Regions from separate parts of the Homo sapiens genome. Here region 1 is linked to region 2. A link is an interaction called in ENCODE POLR2A ChIA-PET data of the cell type or tissue named here. Cell type or tissue: OCI-LY7. All regions are shown on one strand. Each heading gives the region's core, and the rest is flanking DNA. Links, peaks and the distances in the headings are about the cores only.

The links. Peaks named below come from ENCODE experiments on the same cell type or tissue, not always from the same donor. Only the 100,000 strongest peaks of a DNase experiment are listed, where the experiment ranks them.
Region 1: POLR2A ChIA-PET joins it to region 2 with 6 read pairs; 27 of 35 experiments call an interaction of 5 or more read pairs at or near these places.

The regions. Positions count from the first base shown.
Region 1 is chr12:14,249,338-14,256,894 of GRCh38, reverse strand. It overlaps the pseudogene RNU6-491P and the pseudogene GNAI2P1. Among named protein-coding and RNA genes, the nearest start is that of ATF7IP, 110 kb to the left of the region's middle. RefSeq lists an enhancer at 6,987-7,501. In OCI-LY7, for the core only: no CTCF peak of the experiment used is centred there; no DNase peak of the experiment used is centred there; H3K27ac peaks cover 886 bases.
Region 2 is chr12:14,390,284-14,397,840 of GRCh38, reverse strand. All of the region lies in intron 1 of ATF7IP (activating transcription factor 7 interacting protein), which reads right to left. Among named protein-coding and RNA genes, the nearest start is that of ATF7IP, 28 kb to the right of the region's middle. RefSeq lists a silencer at 4,952-5,246. In OCI-LY7, for the core only: CTCF peaks have their summits at 2,244 and 3,304; DNase peaks (open chromatin) are centred at 2,610 and 3,240; H3K4me3 peaks cover 1,792 bases; H3K27ac peaks cover 2,500 bases.

The DNA.
Region 1 (7,557 bases), core at 2,609-5,108, 140 kb after region 2:
ACTTTAGAAGGGCTAGTTTTATGTTATGTGGATTTTGCTTCAATAAAAAAGGGGCTTTGTTTTAAGAATTTCTCATTTTCTTTTTGTGTTTTTTGAAAATTCAGAGAAGAGACAGATAATAACCCTAATCTGGGTGTGGCTTCGTTGCGTGCTTCACGACTCTCTGGTCTCCCTCTGCTGGCCAAACTGCGCAACATGTCACCATGTCCCAAGGCCTCTTGAGAATGTCTCAATTTTATGTCGAAGCACAAATGCAAGGCTACGTTACTAAGAATCACTCTCCAAACCTGGTTTCATGTGCATTTTACGTGTGCAATATACTGAAAGAAGAATCAGATGTTTTGTTTCTATGATGTTACATAGGATTAATTATATATTAACGATTTAAAATTTGCCCCTAAGTCTCAAAACAGAGACAAAACCGTTGTCATTTCCCCTGGGCTTAAAACCAGAGTGAAATTGCTCATTTAAGTGTTTAGTTTCAGTAGAGCATAAAGCCCTGGAAAAAAAACAATTACAACAGTAGATATGGAAAAGCTATTTTTGTACACAGGAGGGGAGGGGTTGGCTTTGTCTAGTGAGTCAGTACGCTCAGAAGGATGTGGGTGCCGGTTTGGGCTAAGATAATCTTCAAAATGTATGTTAAAAGGACGTGAATTCATCAGTTGAATTTGTTTTTGTGAGATTTAAGAGTCATCAGTTATTGTGGGAAGGCACACAGTATATGCTACACGGGATTTTCCAAAATGTTCAGTATCAAAGGGGATTCAAGAAGGGTAGAGGTCAAGCCATCCAAACTGGCCCTCTGATTCTTAGAGATGCTTTTATTTTAGGATCTTTGCATTTTTCACTCCACCTTGAAATCTCCACCCTCCCCCCCCACCCCTTATTCCTCTCTCCTTTCACTGTCCTCTGAGTTCCTCCTACCCTCTGGTCAAGCTTTGCCTTCCTCAGAGGCCTTCCTGAATGCTTGGTCCAAAGTAAATTCCTTATACCTTCTTATCATCTTACATGGCAACCTCTTTTTTTCTGTTGTAGCACCACTGTAACTTACAATTATATATATTTGTTTTCTTGTACATTGGCTCTCCCCCTTCACCCGCAACTAGCTTTCTAAGTACCCTTGGGCCGTGTCTGTCTGATCAAAACTGTATAACAAGCATAGGACCTGGCAAAATGTTAGCAAGGAGCAAATATTTGTTGAACAGATTAATTAAATTCAAATATTATTTCTCTGGTCCCAGTCCACTACTTTCTGGCTTCTTCTTTTATACCAGTTAGTTCTTTTACGATTCAGTCTGTTTTCTTACTCTTGTGAACTTTCAGGAACAACTGATTTATTTCAGGGTTCCTCTTTACATAATGAGAGCTACTGAGTAGAATAGAATCTTCACAGCTTCTGGGGGGTACCAGAAAGATGCCCAGAAAGGGGGTACCATGGCCATTACTGGCACCTCAGACAAGGGCAGGCTTCAAACAGGGAGGCCTGTGGCAACCCCTCCCCTATGTCTGAAGCTGAGGGGATGGGGGAGCTAAGAACAAAGGAAAGAAGAGAAAAGTGTCCAGGGAACAGGTGGGGACCATGGTCTTCTTGCCCCATCTTCCTCAGGGGTTGGGGGGTACAGAGTTGGTGGTGGCCCATCCTGCTAGGTCCCACTGCCCCTCAGAAGAGGCCCCAGTCCTTCAGGTTGTTCTTGATGATGACGTCGGTGATGGCATCAAACACGAACTACGTTCTTGGTATCGGTGGCGCATGTGAAGTGTGTGTAGATCTCCTTGGTGTCTTTGTGCTTATTCAGGTCCTCAGACTTACTCTGGTTGTAGCTGGCTGCCTCATCATACTTGTTGGACCCTGTGTACTCAGGGAAGCAGATGGTCAGGGGCTGTGTGTGATCTTCTCCTCCAACAGCTCCTTCTTGTTGAGGAAGTAGATGATGGACGTGTTTGTGAACCACTTGTTGCAGATGCTGTCAAACAGCTTTTATCCCCTAAGAAAAGACACACTAGTCTTATAATTCTTACCGTCTGTGTTTTCTCATCTGTAGTACTTGATTTTACTCTGAGATGGAATTCAACTTGGGTTTTGGTTTCTGAGTCTGGAGTCATGCACATGGTTTTCCCCCTTCCATCTTTATCAAAACTGTCCCTATCACCAGAGGGAAAGGATTTACCAATTCCTCCTTTAAAAGAGTATCCTGGCGGCCAGGCCTGGTGGATCATGCCTGTAATTCCAGCACTTTGGGAGGCCGAGGTGGGTGGATCACCCGAAGGTCAGGAGTTCGAGACCAGCCTGGCCAACATGGAGAAACCCTCATCTCTACTAAAAATACAAAAATTAGCCAGGGGTGGTGACGGGCGCCTGTAATCTCAGCTACTCGGGAGGCTGAGACAGGAGAATTGCTTGAACCCGGGAGGTAGAGGTTGCAGTGAGCTGAGATCATGCCATTGCACTCCAGCCTGGGCAACAAGATTGAAACTTCGTGTCACACACACACACACACACACACACACAACGGGCATGGTGGCTCACGCCTGTAATCCCAGCACTTTGAGAGGCCAAGGTGGGCCGATCATGAGGTCAGGAGATTGAGACCATCCTGGCTAACACAGTGAAACCTCACCTCTACTAAAAATACAAAAACTTAGCTGGGTGTGGTGGCATGCACCTGTAGTCCCAGCTACTAGGAGGCTGACGCAGGAGAATTGCTTGAACCCAAGAGGTGGAGGTTGCGGTGAGCCGAGATCGCGCCACTGCACTCCACACTCCAGCCTGGGTGACAGAGCGAGACTCTGTCCCAAAAAAAAAAAAAAAAAAAAAATGGATCCTAGCTGGGCGAGGTGGCTCACGCCTGTAATCCCAGCACTTTGGGAGGCTGAGGTGGGTGGATCGCTTGAGGTCAGGAGTTTGAGACCAGCCTGGCCAACATGGCAAAACCCCGTCTCTACTAAAAATATAAAAATTAGCTGGGCATGGTGGTGGGTGCCTGTAATCTGAGCTACTAGGGAGGGGATACAGGAGAATCGCTTGAACCCGGCAGGCAGAGGTTGCACTAAGCTGGGATCGTGCCACTGCAGTCCAGCCTGGGTGACAGAGCAAGACTCAGTCTCAAAAAAAAAAAAAAAGATTCTACTCCTGGCCAGGGACTCATCCAAGCAGAAGTCTAATGCCACAGAATTTCAAGTAGGCAATTTGCATCTCTGAAAACCTTCAGATGAGAGAGAGAGAGAGGGGCCACCAATTCACTGGATTTCAGCCCAACACAAGAGTAATGTCTTTGGGGCTTTTTTTTTTTTTGAGACAGGGTCTCACTCTGTCACTGATGCTAGCTAGAGTGCAGTGGCCTGATCCTGGCTCCCTGCAGCCTTGACTTCTGGGCTCAAGTGATCCTCTCACCTCAGCCTCCAGAGTAGCTGGGACTATAGGCATGCACCATCACACTTGGTTATTTTTTTCTATTTTTCTTTTTTTTTTTGAGACAGAGTCTCACTTTGTTGCCCAGGCTGGAGTGCAGTGGTGCAATCTCTGGTCACTGTAACCTCCACCTCCCTGGTTCAAGCGATTCTCCTGCCTCAGACTCCCTAGTAGCTGGGATTACAGGTGCCTACCACCAAGCCTGGCTAATTTTTGTATGTTTAGTAGAGATGGGCTTTCGCCATGTTGACCAGGCTGGTCTTGAACTCCTGACCTCAAATGATCCACCCGCCTGGGCCTCCCAAAGTGCTGGGATTACAGGCATGAGCCACCATGCCTGGCCTATTTATTTTTTTATTTTTTCACAGAGACAGGGTCTCTCTGTGTTGCTCTGGCTGCCCTCAAACTCCTGGCTTCAAGTGACTCCTACCTCTGCCTCCCAGTGAGGTGGGATCACAGGCATGAGCCACTGTGCCCTGCCTGGAGCATTTCTTCACCTAAGCAAATTAGCTGTTCTAAAAGCTGTGCTAGGTGTTGGAGGACATTTGAAGCACAGCTTTATTGTGTATTTATTGCAAGGTTTTGATTGACTCGTTGTGAAACTGGTAGGATTTCCCTAACTGACTACAAAATTCTGTGACTTTCACTTCTTTTTTTTTTTTTTTTTTTTTTTGGGATGGAGTTTCGCTCCTGTTGCCCAGGCTGGAGTGCAATGGCACGATCTCAGCTCACCACAACCTCCGCCTCTGGCGTTCAAGAGATTCTCCTGCCTCAGCCTCCCGAGTAGCTGGGATTACAGGCATGCGTCACCACACCCGGCTAATTTGTGTTTTTAGTAGAGACAGTTTCTCCATGTTGGCCAGGCTAGTCTCGAACTCCTAACCTCAGGTGATCTGCCCACCTCAGCCTCCCAAAGTGCTGGGATTACAGGCGTGAGCCACCACGCCCGGCTGACTTTCACTTCTTTTAACTGGTTCAGGGTAATCAATAGTTGAGAGACCGAATATTGAGGTCAGAAAAACTCAAAGCTCTGAAGCCGTGGTTTCCTCATCTATTTTGTTTTTTCATCTATAAAAATATCTCTATAAAGTTGTAATAATCATTATAAGAGCAATTACATAGCAATACTTTGTGCCAGTTTACTGTTATGATATATATGTATATATAGTATGTATAAACCACATTGTATATATAAACTGTTTTCCTCATAGCCACCCTTTGGAGAAGGTACAATTGTTCCCATTTTATTTTTATTTTTTATAGTTAGGATCTCTGTCTGTTGCTCAGGCTGGAGTATAGTGGTGCAGTCATAGCTCACTGTGGCCTTGAACTCCTGGGCTCAAGTGATCTTCCTGCCTCAGCCTCCAGAGTAGCTCAGACTGCAGGCTTGTACCACTGCTTCTGGCTAATTTTTAGATTTTTAGTAGAGAGGAAGTCTTGCTATGTTGCCTAGGCTGGTTTTGAACTCCTGGACTCAAGTGATCCTCTCGCCTCAGCCTCCCAAAGTGCTGGGATTACAGGCGTGAGCCCCTGTGCCTGGCCCATTGTTCCCATTTTCTGCTGGGGACAAGGAAACACAGAGAAGTTAGGTAACTTGCCCAAGGTCACACAGCTAGTAGAAGGCAGAACACAAACACAAACCCAGGATGCTTGAGTCTCTACTTTAAAAATCCTAGTGCTAATTACCTGGCACAAGATAAGTGTTGTTAAATCTTAGTTTCTTTTTATATCCTCCCTTGAACTTTCACGAAAAATGGTTATTCCTTCTTCAAAGTATCTTAATACAAAATTAACCCCCTGCCTTTTCAGATGAGGAAACGGAACTCCAGAAAGCTTGAACCATGTGTTTTGTGTGGCCAGATAGGACTAGATCCTAGCTCTCCTGCCTAATCTGGGAAGGAATAATGGTTCTCCATATTATTGTGTTCCATCTACTTCCTTCCTTAAGTATGGTTTTGTTCTTGTTATTTTTGTACCATTTTTGAAAAGAAAGGAAAATAATTTCCTTCCTGAATCTCACTCTTATCTCCAAATTGTTTTCTGCAATTAAATAACACTCGCCGTGCTGACAGAGGCATAACTAAATGGAATGTGCTGCTTTTCTACCAGAGTGCACAAAGGGAGTGAGCAAGAGTCTATCACTGCCAAAGTGAGGAGAGGAAGACTAGTTGGCATTCATTTTCTTTCTCTCTTTTCCATCTTCATCCCTTCCCTCCTTGTTTCTGCCTCCAGCTCTCTTTTCCCTTACCTGGATTAGGAGTATGGGACTATTGCTGGTGTCACCCTAATAAAAATTCAAAGATAGGTTAATAAGAGATAGTGCCCAGAGATGGGTAGTAAGCTAGGGTGTCAGTAGCTGCTGCCTGGTCTCTTTTTTTTGAGACAGGGCCTCACTCTGTCACTCAGGCTGGATGGTAGTGGCGCTATTAAGGCTCACTGCAGCCTCAACCTCCTGGGCTCAAGCAATTCTTCTACCTCAGCCTCCCTAGTAGCCGGGACTACAGGCACATTGCCATCATGCCCAGATAATTTTTGATTTTCAGTAGAGATGGGGGGTCTCACTATGTTGCCCAGGCTGATCTAAAACTCTTGGGCTCAAGTGATCCTCCCGCCTCAGCCTCCCAAAGTGTTGAGATTACAGGTGTGAGCCACCATGCCCAGCTTTGCTGCCTAGTCTTTTCTTGTCTCTGAATGAAAACAGAGAAAGCCCCGAATTCCTGTCTTTATTGTGTCATCATCTCAATACATGCCTTTGCATAATTTAGTTAACCTGTACTAGCCATCCATGATTTTCTCAACTTTGTATGAAATACTATCTTTCCTATTATCTGCTCTCAAAGAATTTTGGCTTGGCCATGAAATAGTACAGTGACAATGACAATGTTCAAGAGATCATGGTGTTTTGTTTTATTTTGTTTGGCTTAAATAAAAATTCTCAGAAGTATCACATATATGTCTATAGTTGCAAAAGTGCAACATAGCTTTATAGTCTTTGAATAGCACTATTCTAAAAGGCCTTATGATTTTGGAACCTATAGCTAAATAATATATTTGATCATCCTGAAACATCTATTGCACAAAAATGAAAGGAAAACAGGATTACCACAGTAAAAAAATACCGTTTTCAAAACAGAAGAAACAATGCTTGCTTCAACAGCACATATACTAAAATTGGAATTACACAGAGATGATTAGCATTGTCCCTCTGCGGGGATTACGTGCACGTCATTTGTGAAGCATTCCATATTAAAAAAAAGAAAGGTTTGAGGTGGTCATTAGAATAGAGTTCCTCTCTTTTTTTTTCTTTAGCAGAAACCTTTTGGGAAGGTTTGGGGGCTTTGGGTATTGATTGGCTTAGATGCTGAGTAATCATAGGTCTTTGTTTGCTAGGCTCAGGTTTTTTTTTTTTTTTTGACAGAGTTTCGCTCTTGCTGCCCAGGCTGGAATACAATGGCGTGATCTTGGCTCACTGCAACCTCTGCCTCCCGGGTTCAAGCGATTTTCCTGCCTCAGCCTCCCGAGTAGCTAGGATTACAGGCATGCACTACCATGGCTGGCTAATTTTGTATTTTTAGTAGAGACAGGGTTTCTCCATGTTGGTCAGCCTGGTCTCGAACTCCCAACCTCAGGTGATCCGCCCACCTCGGCCTCCCAAAGTGCTGGGATCACAGGTGTGGGCCACTGCGCCTGGCCAGGCTTAGGGTTTCTAAAGCAATATAACTTACATATAATGTTAGTACTTTTTTGTTTTCTATTCACATTCCCCAAGGTTATAACCAAAACCAGAATTCTTTTTATCTTGTTTCTTAGAACAAACCAGTGCTTGGGCCGTCCACTACTTTGTAGCTTGTTGACCTCTATCATGGCCGTATCCGAGGTGGAGAGGCAGAGTGAGACAGTCCCTTCTTTTCTGGCTACATTCTTTTGACTGGCTCTTTGTAATGAGAACAATTGTCCCCTTTGTCATCCAGGGCATGAATAACAGGAAGTAACTGGGAGTGATCTGTGGATATCAGTATCCTGGCCTCCTTAGCGTTCACTTTATTTTTGGGTATAGAATTTTGACATTCTAATCCTGGAAAGCCAGAACTGATTATTGGCCATCCTGGATTATTAACCTAGGCAAAACTGTGTTTTTCATATTT
Region 2 (7,557 bases), core at 2,136-4,635:
GTTCTGAGCATCACAGATAAAGAAGGACTTATTAATAACTGTGGGATGACCATGCTAAAGAATGCTCTGGAACAGTAAGTTGTATGAGGAAATGTCAGGAAAAAATAAAAGATATTGATATTTAGCCTAGAAAACATAAGAAAATTTTAATGAGCTTTCTTTAAATAGTACATATTTGTCATGTAAAAGAGATACAAGAGAAAGAGAGCTACAGACAGACAGAAAGTGGGGGGCTATGAGAAGCAAAAATAAAAGTAATGAAAGGCAACTTCATCTCAAAATCAACAAATGTTAATTTGTTTGGATGCCCAATAAAAGAAGAAACTGATTTATGAAAATAGAGACTCTCCCTTCTGTCATTAGAAATAGTGAAGTATAAACTAGATAATTATCTGTCAGGAATATCAAACAGTAGGTTCCTGTGCAAAGTGCAATATTAGAAACTACCTGACCACTTAGGTTCATTTCATTTTGAAGATTTTGAGATTCTACATTGCTTGCTAAATACATTTTCTTTCTTAAAAGGAACACAAACACTTTTTAGGAACTCAAAGATTTTTATACTCCAAATTTTGGATCATTCACACTCAACTTCAATAGCCTCAAAGACTATATACCTTTATCCTCATTGTTTTTTTGGTGTTTTGTTTTTTTGTTTGTTTTTGGTTTTCTTTTTTAGAGACGGAGTTTCGCTCTTGTTGCCCAAGCTGGAGTGCAATGGTGCGATCTTGGCTTACTGCAACCTCCGCCTCCCGGATTCAAGCAATTCTCCTGCCTCAGCCTCCCAAGTAGCTGGAATGACAGGCGTGCGCCACCACATCTGGCTAATTTTTTGTATTTTTAGTAGAAACGGGGTTTCACCATGTTAGTCAGGCTGGTCTCGAACTCCTGACCTCAGGTGATTCACCTGCCTCGGCCTCCCAAAGTGCTGGGATTACAGGCGTGAGCCACCACGCCTGTAATCATACTCATGACTTTTATCTTTGTTTTGATTGTCTATGTACAAAATATACCTCTGTCCTACTATCCCTCATCTTTCTTTGCTATGACCTCCAACTCTAACAGCATTCAATAAATTCCTGTTTTTGTCTATCAACTCTTTTTCTCTTTGTCTATATGTAAAAACTAGCCCATCTCAACTATCTTCCCAGCCCAGCATTCCCCTAACCAATATAATAGCACAAGAGAAGTTTGAAAAACTTTTTCCTACTGTTTCAGATGTGTATGTCTTCCACACCAAGAAGCATGACCTTCTCCTCATCCAACCTCAAACACATCAATCAAAATTGATTTCTTTCTACTATCATCATTTTGTCAATCATAGGGAAATTGTTTACTGAGATGAAACATACACAAAAAAGTTACGTTTCTATACTTTAATAAAATATATGCTTTTTTTTTTTAAATCCAAGCAACACTGTCAAAAGGCAACAAGTAAGGAACAGTTCCTGCCCCTGAAACATGAGTATGGCTTCTATCACAGCTGGCCCCCAGTTTTAAAGTATACAACTATGTAGCAATAAGTGACCAAACTTTCAGAAACTAGAGAACTGGAAGTCCCACCTAAAAGTAACACTTTGGTTACAGAAAGAGCCTGCTGCTTGACTTCTAAAGAGGGAGGGAAAGAGCAGAGAGCTGCCTGACGTAATTCCTTTCTTTGATACACTACTCTAAGCTACCTCACTACCACTCTTCACTTTACTCTGCTATTCAACTCTTCACCCACCCTCCAAAAATTATTACAATCAGTAATATATTTCTGGCCATACTGATACGAATGAACACATACATTGGCATTTCTTTATAAACATACACCTTCCTATCTTTACAGCAATGGTAGTAGATTATTTTTATTGCAATGGAATTTTATATTTTTGTATACAATATTTCATGCATAGAAAAAAATAATAACAAATGACTGTGTTCCTTTAACCCAGGTTAAGAAATATGAAATTTAGTGGAATTCCTAATTAATACATTCATTTTAGACTTTTAAAAATCACTTTATTAAAATAATAATAAATTTAAATATAGAGAAATGGAAAGAATAAGGGTGGAAGTAGAAAATTGACCAAGTTATATGTATAAATATACATTATCTAATGTATGTCAATGAGCCATATTTGAAAACATAAGCACTCTGATTTGTAAAGGTGAATTCAAAGTGGTAAATTTAAACTAAAACTTTATACTTAAGTGAGGTTACAAAATGTCATCTCTCTGCGTGTACCAGTTGGTGTCACTACAAGTGAGAATATAGTAACAGACTATAATGAAAAGAGATCTAAAACTGATTTCTATGTAATATGAACATATTGTATGCATGAGTAATATTCATATATGAAGTCCACTGTTAGTTCATTTCAATTCAAATGTGAAGGAATTTTGAGAAGATGAAAATTACATTTTAAAAAATACCAAATCCAAATGTGGCATTCAAAATCTCCTGAATATTAACATTAAACGATCTACCAATCCTGTTTTCATTAGAACTAAAAACAAACAAATTTTTAAAAACTTCCAATGGTGAGAGAAAAACATAAAGCCTGGGGGGTAGGTGTCACAGAAAAAGGACCTGAATCTCTTACCTGTGGGCAGCTTGACACTGTGAAAAGGACTTCCTCTTCTGTAAACCACTGCTACTTAGTTCATTTGTATAAACATTAAAAGCTAATGCAGACTTCTAGGTCAGCCTTCTCGAGTCTAAATTTCTTGTTTGATTCATATTCATTAAAAAAAAAACAAGAATACAGTAGGTTGGCTACATATTAAAATTCCTTTCAAATAGTGGTTCACATCTGTTGGGTAGTTTGTGCAGCATACATCCCATTTACCACAAAAGCCAAAAAACGTCAGACAATATGTCAATGAAGCTCACAGAACACACAGAGTATATCTTCAAAATGACTATTTCAAAGTGAAAATGCCTAGAATCAGAATTCTTTGTACTGCTTTCTATGCTGCCAACTATTAGGTCTGCAGCAACTGTGTGCAGTTAAGTACCTCCCACATATTACCCAATAGTATCAATAGGTATAAACCTATAAAAGAACTAAAAGCTTAAAAGGCTTATAGCTTCTCACTATTTCACATATTCACTGTCAATTGTGGTCTCACTACTGCTATTCTAATGTATCAACTCTGTTCTTTCAGTCCAAAAGGCTGAATTCTTATACATTCCAAACAGAAAATCCATGACACATTTTATTTGCTACCCTAGCACAGCCAGACTGCAGTTACAGCTAGCTGGCGCCAGTAAGGACAATTTACATAAAGCAGTCCTCATTTCATGACCAAACTAAAGGAGAGTACTGCTGAGTAAACCCTCCCCATTCGTTCCCCAACATGTACTGACTGGTTCTAGAATATATCTAGTTATCTACATATATTTGATATACATATTTGAATAGAATTCAAATCCAGGTAATAAAAGAAAACCAATTTATAATTCTTATATAACTGAAATTCCACCCCCCACCACAAGAAAAATATTTTTAACTCTCAGAGATATTCAAAAGCCTTAGCTTACTTATGGCACAGACCACGTAAATTCAATGGTTGCTGTTTGGCAATCATTAAAAATACAAATTATAATTCACATTACCTAATGTTATCCTCATTCTACTCTACAACTACCTTTCAAATTTTAACTAATCAATTAAATAGTAAACATTATTAAGTAGATGTGCTCTTAGAAGTATATTGTTTAACATTTCACCAAATAATAAGAATTGTGTACCTTCAGGTATCACTATTATGATGGTTAAATAATTCAACACATTTACCACTAGTTAATATTACCAAAGCATGTGCTGAGTATAAAAACCTAGGCACATTAAATTACGAATGTCTTCCCAAGAAAATATTCTGTCTGTGCCACATTCTTTTCAAACCTGTATCATTCATGTATTGTTTTTACTGGCCAGATCTGACAAGGCAAGAGTTGAGTCATTATCTGCAAGGCCCTTTTCTTTATTTTTACTTATTTTTTAGTTAATTTATTATCTACTAATACATAATTCTACTCCACTACCATTTTCATTAAGGCTAGAGATATATTAAATTTCATTTTAAAGTAACAATCCAGAAACTAGTTTAGTCCCGCATCTGAAATAACAAAATGAAAAGAAGTACTTAAAATGCTTACTAGGGGTTATCCAAAATATTTTCCATATTTTTAAATCTTATTTTCAGCTATCTTCAACATACTTCTTAAGTTACCCCTATCACATAAAAAAGATAATGGGGCTATAAATGAGGGGACGCATAAAGTTATCATTTATCAATAGCAAATGGTAGACTTATATAGACAATCAAAAATATTATCTAGGTTATCAATGATAAATTTCCTCAAACAACTATATTCTCTTCTCAGGATCTATGACCCACCAGCAGCAGATGAAGTGATAGGGACAAATATAATGATACAATTTCATGCATAAATTAACTCTTGGTTGGAGGAAAGATCTTATATCAAAAGAGCTTTCTAAGTACCATATACTGATCATAAAATATGAGTTGAGAAAAAATGTTAGAAATAATCTAAGCATTGAGAACAGAATCTAGAAGTTAAAAATTAAAAAAAGAAATCACTTATTATATACCTTACAGTTTTAATTTTGTTCTCTTCCTACCTGTATCATGCATCCAACCATGAATAAAAGTACTTGAAAATCAAAAGACCTAAAATAACTTAGTCCAACATAAAATATAGTGTAAATAACATGGATGTAAGTATTTCTAAGCCAAATAAGCTAATTACTTGACAGTGAATTATTCATCAAAAGAAGCTGAAAATCTCCACAACATGCTTACTAATAGTACTAACAATGGCAACTGTTGATCTAGCTCACTGCTAAAATGAATACAGTAAAGACTGGTGTTTTATTTTCAACCCACTGTAGATCAATGCTATTGTAAAATATGGTGGCAATGAATTACCTGAAAAATGAAATTAAAAATAAGGCATATAAAATATGAGTTTTAATTGTTTTGACTCAACTGACATAAAATTACATTATCAGATTGATGTAAAAATTTCTATAAACTCTCAATTTCAGTTCTTATCTCACAGAGGACCAGAAGCGAACAGTTCTCAGACTGATCACAGGCCACATTTTGTGTAGTGCTCATCTAGCTCTTAGATACCTATTCTACCCTACCCCACAGCATTCACAATCCTTAAGTATTTGCAACCTTCTCTCATATTTATTGTCTGTGTCTTCCCACTCCCTCCACAAGTGTAAACTCCCTGAGAGAGAGCAAGGATCTTATATGCCAAGCATCAAACAGTACCTGGCAAATAATAGGTGCATAATAAATAACTGTTACATTTGTTGAGTAACTGATCAATTCACAGTCTGTTTTAGTTTTCACTCTACCATGCTGCCTTTGCACAAGTAAGAATTCTTATTTTGTCCCCTTTAGACTCTTCAAAGTCTTCACTTGGAGATTCTAAAGACCCTGCTCTGTGACATTTTTACTGTAAATCAGCCAGGCCCCTAAATACGCCCTCTCCCTAAAGATCCTTTTCTAAACTACCCAGTAGACCAGATTTCTCCCAACTCCATTCTTCCTGAAATGATGATTTTTAAAAGAAAAAAAAGAAAAAAAAAAGATCTGTGCTAAAGGGAGTCTTGTGAAACAAATGCAACCAATATTTAATTTGTGCTACACTTCACTTGACTTTATATTTGTTATCCTCATTTAAACCCCAATATTAGTTCTTTATGATAAACATTATTCCCATTTTAAAAACAAGAAAAACTGAGGTTCTGAAAATAAGTAACTTGCCTCATTCCATAAAAATACCTAAGACTTGGCCAGGCATGGTGGCTCACACCTGTAATCCCAGCACTTTTGGAGGCCGAGGCAGGCAGATCACTTGAGGTCAGGAGTTCGAGACCAACCTGGCCAACATGGTGAAACCCCGTGTCTACTAAAAATACAAAATTAGCCAGGCATGGTGGCGCACGCCTATAATCCCAGCTACTCAGGAGGCTGAGGCAGGAAGACCGCTTGAACCTGGGAGGCGGAGGTTGAAGTGAGCTGAGATAGCACCATTGCACTCCAGCTTGGGCAACAAGAGCAAAACTCTGTCTCAAAACAAACAAACAAACAAACAAAATACCTAAGACTTACTGAACACATAATCATAAATAGGTACTGTACTTTGAGCACTATATATCCATTTTTCATATAACCTATAACTAATGAGAGGAAGAACATGGATTCACCCTGACTCTGTTTGACTCAAAGTTGGTGTTCTTCCAACGACCCATCTCATTTAATGATCAGGGATAACACAAAGAGGTTAAATATTTATCCAAAACTACACAATTACTTAATAACAGTACGAGAGCAGAAGTAATCTTTTCCTAACTTCTATACTAATGTTTTCCACTATGTATGCCATGGTACAGGTATTTCTATATCCAACAAAGGGATACACGAGTCAGATAGTTCTACTGGCAGTTGGCTAGCTGTATCTGCCTTACTTCAGAAGGAAAGACAAGATTCCCTCAGGCAGATGCAGAAGCAACTCCTCAGACCTCTCTCCAGTGTTAAGGTCCCTCTTTCACTAAACTGATGAAGATTTGCTAAATCAATTTGTGCTGTTTTCACAATTTCCATATTCACATATTAATGACTAATAACAGACTGTTACATATCACCAACAGAGAACTCTTTGTGAGAGTTCTAACCTGAGCAATTAAAAAACAATCACTTATTTGAATAGACATTAGGCTTTCTCTCAAATCACTTTCTCTTTTCAAAGTGTGAAGAGCAGTAAAGCAGGGGAGTCACTGTTTCCTGTGCAAGTTAATCACTTTTTCAATTTTCTCTAAAGTTGAACTCTAACTAGAAAACCATTTTCCAAAAAGGCATAACATTCTTTTAGCACTTCCTTAGAGTTACCAATGTCGTGGTATTATTTGAATGTTAACAAGCTGGCTTTCACTCTGGGAAATGTGGAATTCAAATTTAAGTCAGATCAAGATTATAAATTATCATGTTTCATGCATCATCAAGGTAGTCTTCACATAGACACTGTAAATGTTAAATTAATAAATGTAAATAGATGTAAGTTTTCAACAAAAATAAAGTTTGTAATGGCCTAACGGCCATTATCTAATCTAGTGTACGGTTAAGAAAACATTCTATTAGGAAATTTACTCATTATTTTCAGTGATAAACTTCTTAGCTCAACTAATTTGAGCAAAAATCTTTTATAAAATGTTATTTCATTTATCTGTTCAGTAAACTGCATAGCTTGAATACACTTTAACTTTTTCTTATTCAGTATCACCATTAAGAACATCAAGTTGATAGTGATGTCCTTTAACACAGCGGTAACATTTAAAGAAAACAGAACTGATTATCACATAAAAGATCTCAAGGTACTTAGATGTTTCTAATTAGTATTTCTTTAATCTCTTCACTTTCAATCGTTACTTGTTGTTATGCCATTGGATCTCCTTCATTTGGCTCCCATGGCACTCTATATAAAATTAGGACAAAGTGAAAGGTTACAAAAGGTGCCATATCTTCTAAAGA